Linked DNA regions of Homo sapiens: region 2 is linked to region 1. The links are chromatin contacts, found by Hi-C or POLR2A ChIA-PET in ENCODE. All regions are on one chromosome and are shown on one strand. Each heading gives the region's core, a stretch centred on a gene start or an enhancer-like site at or near the end of the contact. The rest is flanking DNA. Distances are from core to core; before and after follow the strand shown. Region 1 has its middle 25 kb from the start of HYAL4. Region 2 has its middle 22 kb from the start of WASL-DT.

Region 1 (6,493 bases), core at 1,504-4,003:
TGCCTACCTTGTGTCAGGAATTACATGTTATTAGTAATAACAGTAGAAAATAATAATAATTCATGCAGTCAAAGAGTTCACCTTGAGAGAAAATGGGAGAATGAGATGAGCCACATTTTCATAAAAGCCTTGTTCATTGCTTTCCTATTTTTTGTACTATTGGACTTTTTAATCTTTTTTATTTTTAATTTTTGTGGGTACATTAGACTTTTAAAGTAAATTATATGCTAAGTATCACCTCTGAGCTCTACTTGAGAAATCAATAGACTGCATTCTCTACTCACCAAAATATATAGAATCACCTGAGCATTATATTGAATTGTTTTAATTGCCTTCCATGTATCATATATCAAAAAACAGTATGGGTTTTTCTCACCTTTGGTCTAAGTAACATAACTTTCCAACGCATTTTTTTTTAAACCAGTCCTGTTTGGTATTTGCTTTCAGGAGTGTCTCAATTAAAATAAGCGACTACATTTAGGTTTAAGGAATGTGATATTAGTCAGTATAATGGAAGAATGATTTCCTTTCTTGTTGTATTACTTAGACAAATTGCAGAACATAAATGCCAGTATTGCTGAAACCTTCCTATAACGCAGGAAAGCTTACAGTGGCGTGACAATTTACTCATTGCAGTCTGTGAGCACTCCACCTTTGCACTGGATCTCTGACTCTCCATACCTTGTAGGGGAGAAAAGAATGCAGATTGCACCATTGGTCATCCCCTTTATCTCCCATCTCTCCCTATTTCCTACTTCTTTGCTCTTGGCCTATATACATTAGCATAACATCCTCGGTTTCTTATCTTTATGAACTGTAATCTATATAGTCACCCAATTTGAAAGTCACTTGGCTGCCTCCCTTTTCCTCTTTCCATTATCGGATGGGTAACTAAAACTTATCCATCTTTATTTCCAAATAACTCTTCAATCTATTCCCTCTGCTTTACAAGGATTTACATTGCCTTTGTTGAGGCATCATCATTTCTCACCGAACAATTTCTATCACCTCCTAATTGGTGTTCCTGCCTGTACTATCTTGACCTTCCCCTCCAATGCATTCTTCTTCTTTTTTTTTTTTTTTTTTGAGATGGAGTCTCGTTCTGTCACCCAGGCTGGAGTGCAGTGGTATGATCTTGGCTCACTGCAACCTCCGTCTCCTGGGTTCAAGTGATTCTCCCACCTCAGCCTCCTGAGTAGTTGGGATTACAGGCGTGTGCCACCACGCCGGCTAATTTTTGTATTTTTAGTAGAGACAGGGTTTCACCATTTTGGTCAGGCTGGTCTCGAACTCCTGACCTCAGGTGATCCACCCGCCTCAGCCTCCCAAAGTGCTGGGATTACCCATCTTCCAATGCATTCTTTATATGCAAAAAGAAAAAAAAAATCAAAGTTGCAAATTTGTGTCTTTCCAGCACTAAATATTTAACATTTATTTATGTATTTATTTATTTGAGATGGAGTCTCGCCCTGTCACCCAAGCTGGAGTTTAGTGACAGGATCTCGGCTCACTGCAACCTCCGCCTCCTGAATTCAAGAGACTCTCCTGCCTCAGCCTCCCGAGTAGCTGGGATTACAGGCAGGCACCACCATGCCTGGCTATTTTTGTATTTTTAGTAGAGATAGGGTTTCACCATGTTGGCCAGGCTGGTCTCGAACTACTCACCTTGAGTGATCTGTCTGCCTCGGGCTCCCAAATTGCTGAGATTACAGGCGTGAGCCACTGCACCTGACCAGTTGTCTTAACACTTTAAAACAGCATTTTTCTCTTTGTATTTGGATTCTGTTTATACATAGAAATTCATATGTTTTTACTTTCCAAATTCTGTGTGCTTTACCACAAGGAAGTACTGGGAGTTCTCTGGATGGACTGTGATTTTGCCTGGATCTAAGTCTCTGCTCTTATTCTTCCTGTGGATATAAAACTCTGCTCTCTCTAGACTGTCTTGTGAATTCATACTCATTCTCAAGAGTCTACTGATTCTCATTCCCAAGAGTCATATGAAATTTAACGTGTTAAGGAAGCCTTCCCAGACTCTTCCATGAAGTATTAAGCACTTCTAATTTATATATGTTTTGTGAGTGCTACTAATATAAAAATTATTATGTTATAGTCACTTGTTTATATGTCTGTCTCAACCATTAGACTAAAAAGCATTCCTTCAAGAAAAGGAATTGAAATCTATTTCATTTTTATATTCTCAGTGTTTAGAATATTGCCTGGAACATTGTAAATATTTCTCAAATAAATCTAAGAATCCAAGGCAGTATCACCTTTTCCAATTCTGGTATGGTCTTTTGTTTTATTTTTTGTATGATAGCTTTATTTAAAAGAAATGCCTTTTTTTCTGTGTATTAAAATTTATATTTTAATTGACATATACAATTGTATGTATTTATCATATACAACATAATGTTTTGAGGTACATATACATTGCAGAATGGTTAAATCTAGCTAATTAACAAATTCATGACCTCACAGTTATTTTTATTTTAAGAACATTTAATATCCACTCTCTCAGCATTTTTCAAGAATACAATATGTTGTCATTACCTATAGACACCATGCTATACAATAGATCTCTTGAACTTATTCCTCCTATCTAATTGTAATTATGTATTCTTTAACCAACATCTCCTCAATCCCCTCTCCCTCCTAACCACCTCAGCCTCGGGTAATCACCATTCTACTATCTACTTCCATGAGATTAACTTTTTCAGATTCTATCTGAGTGAGATCACGCAGTATTTACCTTGTGGTACAGTCCTTTGTTTTGGAAACAAAGATATCATTATTAACGTGTTCCTTACCACAGTTGAGGGATTGAGTCTTATTATTGCATTATCACTGACAAAATTTGACTTGGTGGAAACTACTCCTGATACCTCTCTTTTCTAGGAGGACTTAGTGCATGCAATTGGCGAAAGTGCAGCATTGGGGGCAGCAGGAGTAATATTGTGGGGAGGATATGAATATTCTGCTTCAAAGGTAAGCAATGATTTCTCTGTCAGCAACTTGAATATACTTTTGAGATTGGTTTAAAAACATTTTTTTTTTCGCATCAGAGTCAAATGGTTGCTGATTATCTGCTTACTTGACCTTAGTGAAATTCAAAAAGTACAGGGTCTAACATTGAGCACCTACTCCATACCAGCCATTGTGGTTAGTAGAAGGGTAGAAAGAGCACAATCATTCTAATCAGACAGCTAAGTGAGAAACTGATGTTTATGTCCTAGGGGTGTAATTTTGAGCATGTTAGTTAACATTTCTGAGTCTCAGCTTCTCCATCTAAAAAATTAGACTAAAATAAAACCTCCTCTGCAGGATTTTGGTAGATTAAATGGCATAATATATATGTGACAAACAAAAAGTAATAAATTTTAAAAATGAATAATTATTTCATTTGCACTGAGGGCAGATTCTCCAAAAATGATAAATAATTCTTTTTTTTTCTTTTTTTTTTTTTTGTGAGGCAGTCTCACTCTGTCACCAGACTGGAGTGCAGTGGCGCAATCTTGGCACACTGCAACCTCTGCCTCCCAGGTACAAGTGATTCTCGTGACTCAGCCTCCTGACTAGCTGAGACTACAGGCATGTGCCACCATGTCTGACTTATTTTTTTGTATTTTTAGTAGAGACAGGGTTTCGTTATGTTGGCCAGGCTGGTCTCAAACTCCTGGCCTTAAGCTATCTGCCCGCCTCAGCCTCCTAAAGTGCTGGGATTACAGGCATGAGCCACTGTACCTGGCCCAAAAATGATTCTTTACTTTGCTGATTACCTATTATAGAAATGCATGTGGGAGAAAAATCTATTTGTATATAAAGGTTTATTAACAATCTACTCTGTTCTGGCTGGGCACGGTGGCTCACGCCTGTAATCCCTGTAATCCCAGCACTTTGGGAGGCCGAGGCAGGTGGATCACTTGTGGTCAGGAGTTCGAGACCAGCCTGACCAACATGGAGAAACCCCGTCTCTACTAAAAATACAAAATTAGCTGGATGTGGTGGTGCACACCTGTAATCCCAGCTACTCAGGAGGCTGAGGCAGGAGAGTCGCTTGAACCTGGGATGCAGAGTTGGCGGTGAGTCAAGATTGTGCCATTGTGCCCCAGCTTGGGCAACAAGAGTGAAACTCCATCTCAAAAAAAAAAAAAAAATTACCAATCCCCCTTTTATTATAAGAACACTTAATATGAAATCTACCCTCTTAAATTTTGGAGTGCTTAATATATTGTTAACCATAGACACTATGTTGTACAGGAGATCTCTCGAACTTGTTTATCTAGCGTAACTAAACTAGCATATCTCGGACTTATTTATCTAGCATAACTGAAACGTTACAACCTTTAAATAACAATTTCTCATTTCTCCCACCCTCAGCCCCTTACAACTATTACTGTGTTCTTTGCTTCTACGAGTTTGGCTATTTTAGATACCTCGTAAGTAGAATCATGTAGCATTTGTCCTTCTGTGACTGCCTTAGTTCACACAGAATAATGTCCCCCAGGTTCATCTGGTTGTCATAAATGACATTATTTCCTTCTTTTAAAAGGCTGACTAATATTTCATTGTATGTATATACCGAATTATCCTTATTCATTTATCTGTCAACAGACACTTGGATTGTTTCCATTTCTTGGCTATTGTGAATAGTGCTGCAATATACATGGGAATGCAGACACCTCTTTGAGATTGCAATTTCACTTCTTTTATATATCCAGAAGTATATATGCATTTATACTGAATCATATAGTAGTTATTATAGTTAGAATTTTTTGAGGAATCTTCCATACTGTTTTCCATAGCTCTTGTACCATTTAACATTCCCATCAACAGGGTATGGGGGTTCCCATTTCTCTACAACTTCAACACTTGTTATCTTTTATTTTTTAAATAATACCCATCCTAACAGGTGTGAGGTGATAGCTCATTGTTTTGATTTACATTTCCCCAATAATTATGATTTTGAGCGTCTTTTCATATACCTGTTAGCTCTTTGTATGTCTTCTTTGGAGAAATGTTTGTTCAAGTCCTTTGCTTAATCTTTGATTGGGTTATATATATTTTTTGCTGAGTCATAGAAGTTCATTATATATTTTGGATATTGACCTCTATCAGACATATGGTTTGGAAATATTTCTACTATTCTGTAGGTTATCTCTTCATACTGCTGTTTCTTTTGCTGTGCAACAGCTTTTCAGTTTGATGCATCCCATTTGTCCATGTTTCTTTTTGTTGCCTGTCCTTTTGGTGTCATGTCTAAGGAATAATTTCCAAGACCAGTGTCAAGAAGCATTCTCCCTATGTTTTCTTCTAGGAGTTTTACAGTATTCGGTCTAATGTTAAATAAGTCTTTAGTCCAGTTTGAATTGACTTTTGTGTGTGGTATAAGATAGGGATCCAATTTCATTTCTGGGCCTACAGATATCTAGTTTTCCCAACTCCATCTCTTGAAGAGACTATCCTTTCTCTGTTGTGTTCTTGGCACTCTTGTCAAACATCAGTTGATCATATATGTGTAGGTTTACTTCTGGACTCTCTATTCTGTTCCTGTGACTTGTATATCTTCCTTTATACCAGAAACATAGTGTTTTAATTATTGTAGAATTGTAATATATATTTAAATGAGGAAATATGAAGCCTCCAGTTTTGTTCTTCTTTCTCAAGGTTACTTTGGCTGTTCTGGGCCTTTTGTGGTTCCATATAAAGTTTAGTTTTTTGTTTTCTATTTCTGTAAAAAATGCCATTGGGATTTTGATGGGGATAGCATCAAGCCTGCAGATCACTTTGGATAGTATGGACATTTTAACAATATTAAGTTTTTCTATCCATAAACATAGGTTATCTTTTATTTATGTCTCTTTTAACACCTTTTATCAATATTATGTAGTTTTTGATGTACAAGTCTTTCACTTTTTTGGTTAAGTTTATTCCTAAGTATTTTATTATTTTTAATGGTATTGTAAATGGAATTGTTTTCTTAGTTTCCTTTTCAGATGGCTCACTATTAATAGATGGAAATTCAACTAATTTTTGTATGTTGATTTTGTATCCTGCAACCTTACTGAATTTCATTATTACTTATGACATTTTTTGTAGTTTTTAGGGTTTTCTATATATAGAACTATATCATCTGCAGCAAGAATAATTTTAAATTCAGATTCATTTTTATTTCTTGCCTAATTGCTCTAGCTAGGACTTCTAGTACTACGTTGAATAGAAGTGGTCAGAGTTGGCTGGATGAGATGGCTCATGCCTATAATCCCAGTACTTTGAGAAGCTGAGGGATGAAGGTTGCTTGAGGCCAGGAGTTCAAACCCAGCCTTGGCAACATAATGTGACCCCATCTCTACAAAAGGTAAAAAAGAAAAAACTAGCCAGGTGTGTTGGTGTGTGCTTGTAGTCCTAGCTTCTCAGGAGGCTACAGCAGGAGGATGACTTGAACCCAGGAGTTCAAAGCTGTAGTGAGCTATGACTGTGCTACTGCACTTCA
Region 2 (6,493 bases), core at 1,438-3,937, 49 kb before region 1:
TTAGAGGGGAAATAAAAAGCAGGACACCTGAGGACATTTACAATTCAAATAAACAATGAATAACTTTCAGTATAATTATGTCCCATGCAACCTTTGGGACTGCTTACGCTAAAAAAGTATTTGTTATTTATCTGAAATTCAAATTTAAGTGGGTATTCTGTATTTTATCTGGCAACCCTACCACAAAGGTATGTGAATAAATTTAATTTTTAAAAAATGTAAGATTAAGATTAACTTTAAAAGAATAGGAAAATAAGTAATCTCATATTAGGCAGCCACTTCATCCATCCAGAATCATAGGTGCTATAAACATAACTACAGTACTACATAACCTCAGTAAAAATAAATAACATTTACAATCAAATTGCCATTATTAAAATAAAAACCAAACAATTCGATCTCAATAATGTAAGCAACCTGTTCTCACTTTATTTACATGGGTTTGGTTGATATAATTTAAGTATCTATATTTTGTACTTTCTGGTTTGTTTATCTGGTAAAGACCTATCTTATTAGGATATTTCCACTTGTTTAGCACTCCTGAAAAGTGAAACTATAGGGCATTTTGATTACATTTATTGGGCAATGGCTACTACAATATTGCCTCGATTCATCCTCAGACTCAGAGACTCGGGATGTTTTTTGCTTATGATCATCTGATAGACTTGTATAAGGTAGGCCGATTCATCAGTCAGTGTACACTGTACATCTGCACCAACCTTATGGCAGCACTTCAGCTACCATTTGAGGAGGTACATCTCCTGTTGCATGTAATCTTGGTAGTATTGTCAGTCCAGTGTCCTGCAATCTTTGACCAGGTGAACATGTGACACAACTCAGGCCAGGCAAACAATTTCTCCCTGAATTTTGAGTTTCAAGAGGAATTACTTTGGAGCCAAGAAAAGGAGCTGGTTCATTCTGATCAGCTAGCTGAGGAGATTGTCCATTGGTTACTTTTTTTTGCTATGATTCCAGGCAAATGATGTTGCCCCTGTTTCTGTCCTAAGATTTGTATGAGCCTTTTAATAATTTCCTTTTTGTATGCCACAGTCTGTTTCTGTTTTCAGAGACCCATGAGCATTTCTAAGTAAAGGTAACATTATTTTGACATTTTAAATTGTATTTCTCATGTCAGCTTATAAATTCAACGTAAGAATCTACCAATACTGAAGTAGAATTTTAATGATATCATCACAGGGAGAGAAACACAAGTGAGTTCATTACCTATGTATGTTTAGTCTTCTTTTTTTTCCTAAGTAGAATTATGGGTTCAAGCAAGAGGATCTATCTTAATTTACCTTTCTAATTGTGTCAAGTACATGTTCAAGACACAACGTAAGGCTCTTGGGAAGATGTAAAGATTAAAAAGCATAGTTTTGGATTTCAATGAGTTAATAAAGAAGGTTGGATTCCGTAGGAAGCCAACTTTGGGATGGAGTTTAGCAGTTAGGCTGTGTATAGGAGTGTTTATGGGACCTGTACCTGTTAGAGAGAGGGGAAGGAGGAAGCAGGAGTAGGCAGAAGGAAAAGTTAAATTTGGAGCAGACCCAGCAACAGTTTTGCTGATCCAAGGAAAACCTCTGGGGTTAGAATGGCCCTTCAGAGTATTCCTGACATTGTGTGAATTAGTCATTGTGTATGAGCTGCCAAGAAAGGGGCATGACCTTGACTGAGGTGGCTCTCTGCAATTGGAGCAATACCGAAAAGGCTGGCAGCTGATGGCTTCTGCCAACAGCCCTTCCAGCATGGGGGAAACAAGTCCTCCTGAAGGAGGATCTTGGTGATGCATCACAGTGTCCACTACAATTCACCGTCAAGTGTAAGAGACTACACAATGCAAACATCGGTCTGCTCTATAGTTTAAACAGTCCTTTTGTAAATAACCTCATAGAGTAATAATAGCTGCCTCAAATCTGTAAGTGAAAGAGACTTGAAAAAAAAAAAAAAACACCGTTAAACAAAAAGTTGACCACTTACTAATCCTGGGTAAAATGTGATATGAGGACTCGTGGATTTCACAGACCAGTGAAATTTCTCTCAGCAACTGAAATAACAAACGTGTGGTTATCAGCTTTTATTTTCGCCAAGTAAAGTTTTTTTTTTTAAACAATATTTAAAAAGAGAGGATATTTTAATAATAAAAGGCTGGGCATGATATCAGAATAAAGTTTAAACTAAATAAATATTCCTTTATAAAACGTTCACCTACATTGTTCATTTCATCATGGACAGGAGAAAAGTTTGTCACTGATGGTTTGTCTGTGAACTGACATTTGGAAATCATAACCATAAGTGGGCTATAAAAAAAAAATCCCCTTTGGGAGGCCGAGACAGGCGGATCACGAGGATAGAGACCATCCTGGCTAACACCGTGAAATCCCGTCTCTACTAAAAATACAAAAAGTTAGCTGGGTGTGGTGACGGGCGCCTGTAGTCCCAGCTGCTTGGGAGGCTGAGGCAGGAGAATGGCGTGAACCCGGGAGGCGGAGCTTGCAGTGAGCAGAGATCGCGCCACTGCACTCAAGCCTGGGCGGCAGAGCGAGACTCCATCTAAAAAAAAAAAAAAAAAATCCTGCCGTGGAAGTTCCAGGGAAGACCTGGGAGAAAAAGTAACATTAAAGTTGGAAAGATAGGTAACAAGATGAGTCAGGGTGGAGGTTTCTAGCTGAGTGGACAGTGTGAACAAAGGCTCAGAGATGGGGAAGAGCAGGGCGTAATCACACAATGAAGTGTAGTAATTCTGCTCAGGGGAGCATTAGTCATGGAGAGGAGTGTTGAGAAATGAAACTAGAGTACGTTGGGGTCAGATTATTCAGCAGACAATAGGAAGTAGTAGAGATTTTGGGGCAAAGAATTTACATGATCCGAGTTGTGCTTTAAGAAAAGTAATTTATCAAAAAAAAAAGGTTTTATATATGACATATGCTTAAAATGGATTACATGGCAGAGATTCTGTGTCTTATTATGAAGCAATTATAGTCCGTGAAAGGCAAAAAGAAGATATGAATTAGAGATGGGGTACTGAGAATAAGAAGGAGGAAATGAATGTAAATACGGTAGGAATAGAACCAGAGCTTGGTAATTTATTGGAGGGCTTCAGGAGACAGAAGAGAAAAAATAATGGTAGTTTCATTAACAGAAAAAGAGGGTGAGGAAGAGATAGGTTTTAGAAGAAGATAAAAAGTCCAGTTAGTTCTAAGCATCCTAACTTTAAATAATCTACCCTGGGAAGAGCAGGCTGAAGAGAAGATCTATTTCTAAAAATATGTTTCCTTTCCTGATATAATATCATGGATAGTTGAGCTTCAACTGACAAATAAATAAAGGCAGTCCTCATCTTGCTTGGTACGATGTTAACTGAATCTCATATTTATTGAAATTATTTCCTCACTATTCACTGATTCCAAATCTCAGTCAACATGGTATCATGCAAAATGAGGGATACAGATTTCAAAAACTACATGTACGTGTTGCTGTATCTTAGTACTAATGATATTTCAGACTGCATAATTCTTTGTTGTGGGGCTGTCTGTGCGTTGGATGTTTAGCAACCTCTCTAGCTTCTACCCACTAGATGCCAGTAGCATCTAGTATCTGATTTCAGTTACCCAGCTTGTTATTCTCTTCAGCTCATCATTCACATACATTGGCAACCTTATATATTTTTTCCATAGTGTTTCATCTCACTAATATCTTGTTGCAATTTAAAACCTTTTAGTTGTTATGATATTTTGGCATTTTTGTTATGGGTAGTTTGTACATAATACCAATTACTTGACTTATTGGTTAGTGTGTGAACTTCACTGGCCACAGGGTGCCTAGGTTAAACATTATTTCTGAGAGTGTCTGTGAGGGTGTTTCTGGATGAGATTAGCGTTTGTTTTCTTTGCTTGTTTTTTGTTTGTTTGGTTTGAGGTTTTTTTTTTTTTTTTTAACTTACCCATCCATGTAGAGATTAGCATTTGAACTAATGGACTCAGTAAAGTACATTGCCCAAGATGGAGGGCATCATATAAACTGTTGCGGGTCTGAGTAGAACAAAAGGGAAAGGGAAGAGAAATTAACCACTTTTGCTTCCTGCCTGTCTGTTTGAGCTGGGACACATCACCTTGTCTTCTCCAGCCCTCAGACTGGGATTTACACTATCAGCTCCCCTGGGTCTCAGGCCTTTGAACTCAGACTGACTGACATCGGCTTTCCTGAGTCTCCAGCTTGCAGATGGCAGATCATGGGACTTCTCAGCCTCCATAATCATGTGAGCCAATTCCTCATAATAAATCTCCTTTTTTATATATAAAAAGGTGGAGACCCAGGAAGTTCAAAGCTCCAATATGTTTATATATTTCCTACTGGTTTTGTTTCTCTGGAGAACCTTGACTTATATACTTGGATTTGGATAGAAGTCACTAAGGCTGGAAGCAGAGTGATTGGTGGATAGATTCCCTGGGCAACCGCAACATCCCGTCGTGGTTCAGGCAATAGTGGGCATCTCAATAGGTGGCAAGAGCATAATCATAATACCCATATACCTGAGACATGTGACACTCTGGCATCTAGACAAGTGACACATGGGACTTGTCATCTGAGAGGCTTGTGCACAAATAACAGGATTTCCAACCATTGAAAACAATGTTTCTGTTACAAAATTTCAAACGTGGAGACTAAAGTTAAAATAGACAAAAGGGTGCTTCATCTTAGTGGTAGCAATGAGTAAGTAGGCAAAAAACTGAGACCGAAACTAGGAATTAGGGACAAAGCAGCAATCCAATTATCTGATGCATGTGGTGTAGAAATTGTGACTTGTGGAACAGTAAATGAAACCTGTGGAAAGTGAAGCATCTTCGAAATGGAATTATAGAAAATTGTCTTAAAGCCAAGCTCTTCCTGATGAAAGCTGCTTCTGTGCCTTTTGCCTCAAGTCAGAAGGAAGTGGGGTGGGGCTGAAAGATCAAAAGCTGCAGAGGGCCATCCACCAAGTGAGGGACAAGGACACTGTTAGCAGATGTTACAGTTAAAAAACGAAATCTGATGTCAGACCAGACTACACCCATGAAAAAGAACTGATAGTGCCAGCTATTCATGGCACACCGCATTGTCTCTCCTAAGATTCAGTGGTGGTCTTGATTTGTTTTCTTTTTCTTTTTTTCTTATGTCATTGGAACTTGTATTCCATAAGAATATTTTTCTGATGGTTTAAGTCTAATCTTGCCCATGAAAGCTACTGGAAGTCTTTGCTTTTTCCTGATTCTTATTCGCACTTCGTTTTTGCTTCTTTATATTTTATAGTTAATTAAGGAGTTTTCGCTGTTAATGCAACAAATAGTCCAGGTGCTCTTCTTGTATGAGTTCCTGTTTGTGCTCTTATATGGGAAAAAACATATAAACTGTGGTTTATCAGATTTGACCTATTTCTACATTTTAAAAAAGTAAATATTTACTGTTTCATTTATTTAATACTTATCTATTTATGAATAATAAGTATTCTTTGTTATTTTCCTTAATTATTTCCTCTTTTCTATGGAAGAGTAAGATAAGAATAAATTAATTGCTACCTGAAATTACATTATTGGTTTTAAAATTTCATATTAATTTATACTAGCTCAATTTGTACTAGTTCAAACAGGAATAACTACCGGGTACTTACATACTTTAGGGATAGATTTTATCTCACAGAATGTTTTTACATAATGTATATTTTTTTACATGGTATTAGCTGTTAACAATTCAATTTTACCTTGGGGTGTGTGCATGTGTGCATGCGCATATACGTTTGTGTGCATTTTCTTTACAGGAACCAACTCATTGAGTCAGACCTTTACTGTTTGCTTAATTAAATTCCTCAAGCTCATGATTCAGAATTCAAACAATATCTCAATCTAGATGGGAATTTTTAATTTTTCAGATTGAACTTTCTTCTTCTTAGGCAATGCTCATTCTTTGTTTTCACCTCTCCCTCAAATTTCCTGCTTCTTAATGAATTTAATTAGTCAGTCAGTCAATAATTCCATATTCATCCATCCATTCATCAAACATTTGTTTTACACTCTGTTATGCATGGCAGTCTGCTAGGCAGTGGGGGGTCAAGGGTGAGTGAGACATGGTCTCGCATGTTTAATTTAATTGTATTTTATTTTTTATTTTTGTTTTTTCAGAGGTAGAATCTTGTTCTGTTGCCCATGCTGTAGTGCAGTGGCTTGATCATAAGCTCACTGCAGCTTCAAACTCCTAGGTTCAACTCCTGGGTTCAAGTGATCCTCCTACCCCAGCCTCCCAATTAGCTGAGACTATAGGTATATATGACCATGCCCAGTTAATTTTTTAAAAACTTTCTAGAGACATGGGGTTTTGCTATGTTGCCCAGGCTGGTCTTAAACTCCTGGCTTCAAGCAATCCTCCCACCTCGGCCTCCCAAAGTGCTGGGATTATAGGCGTGAGCCACCACCATGCCTGGTCACATGCTTAATTCTTGCTCCTATGTTTTGCTCACTGGGTG

Evidence for each region. A loop is a pair of places that touch in the nucleus more often than their neighbours do. ChIA-PET counts read pairs that join two places held with the same protein, here RNA polymerase II (POLR2A). Pooled maps may share reads with other maps.
Region 2: a loop to region 1 is called in a pooled map, with 2.0 times the contacts of the local background. The contact joins two enhancer-like sites. A Hi-C loop is called at or near these places in 1 of 168 maps with a recorded cell type or tissue (lower leg skin), 1 of 37 single-sample maps with no recorded cell type and 9 of 50 pooled maps. POLR2A ChIA-PET finds 5 or more read pairs at or near these places in 2 of 52 experiments (GM12878 and H1).

Annotation. Positions count from the first base shown.
Region 1 is chr7:123,816,443-123,822,935 of GRCh38, forward strand. It overlaps a transcript of HYAL4 not described here and the pseudogene HYAL6P. Among named protein-coding and RNA genes, the nearest start is that of HYAL4, 25 kb to the right of the region's middle. Within about 2 kb of position 2,754, at least 2 of the 41 ENCODE cell types and tissues checked have a DNase peak (open chromatin) inside an H3K27ac peak, as active enhancers do.
Region 2 is chr7:123,767,889-123,774,381 of GRCh38, forward strand. It overlaps a transcript of HYAL4 not described here. Among named protein-coding and RNA genes, the nearest start is that of WASL-DT, 22 kb to the left of the region's middle. Within about 2 kb of position 2,688, at least 6 of the 41 ENCODE cell types and tissues checked have a DNase peak (open chromatin) inside an H3K27ac peak, as active enhancers do.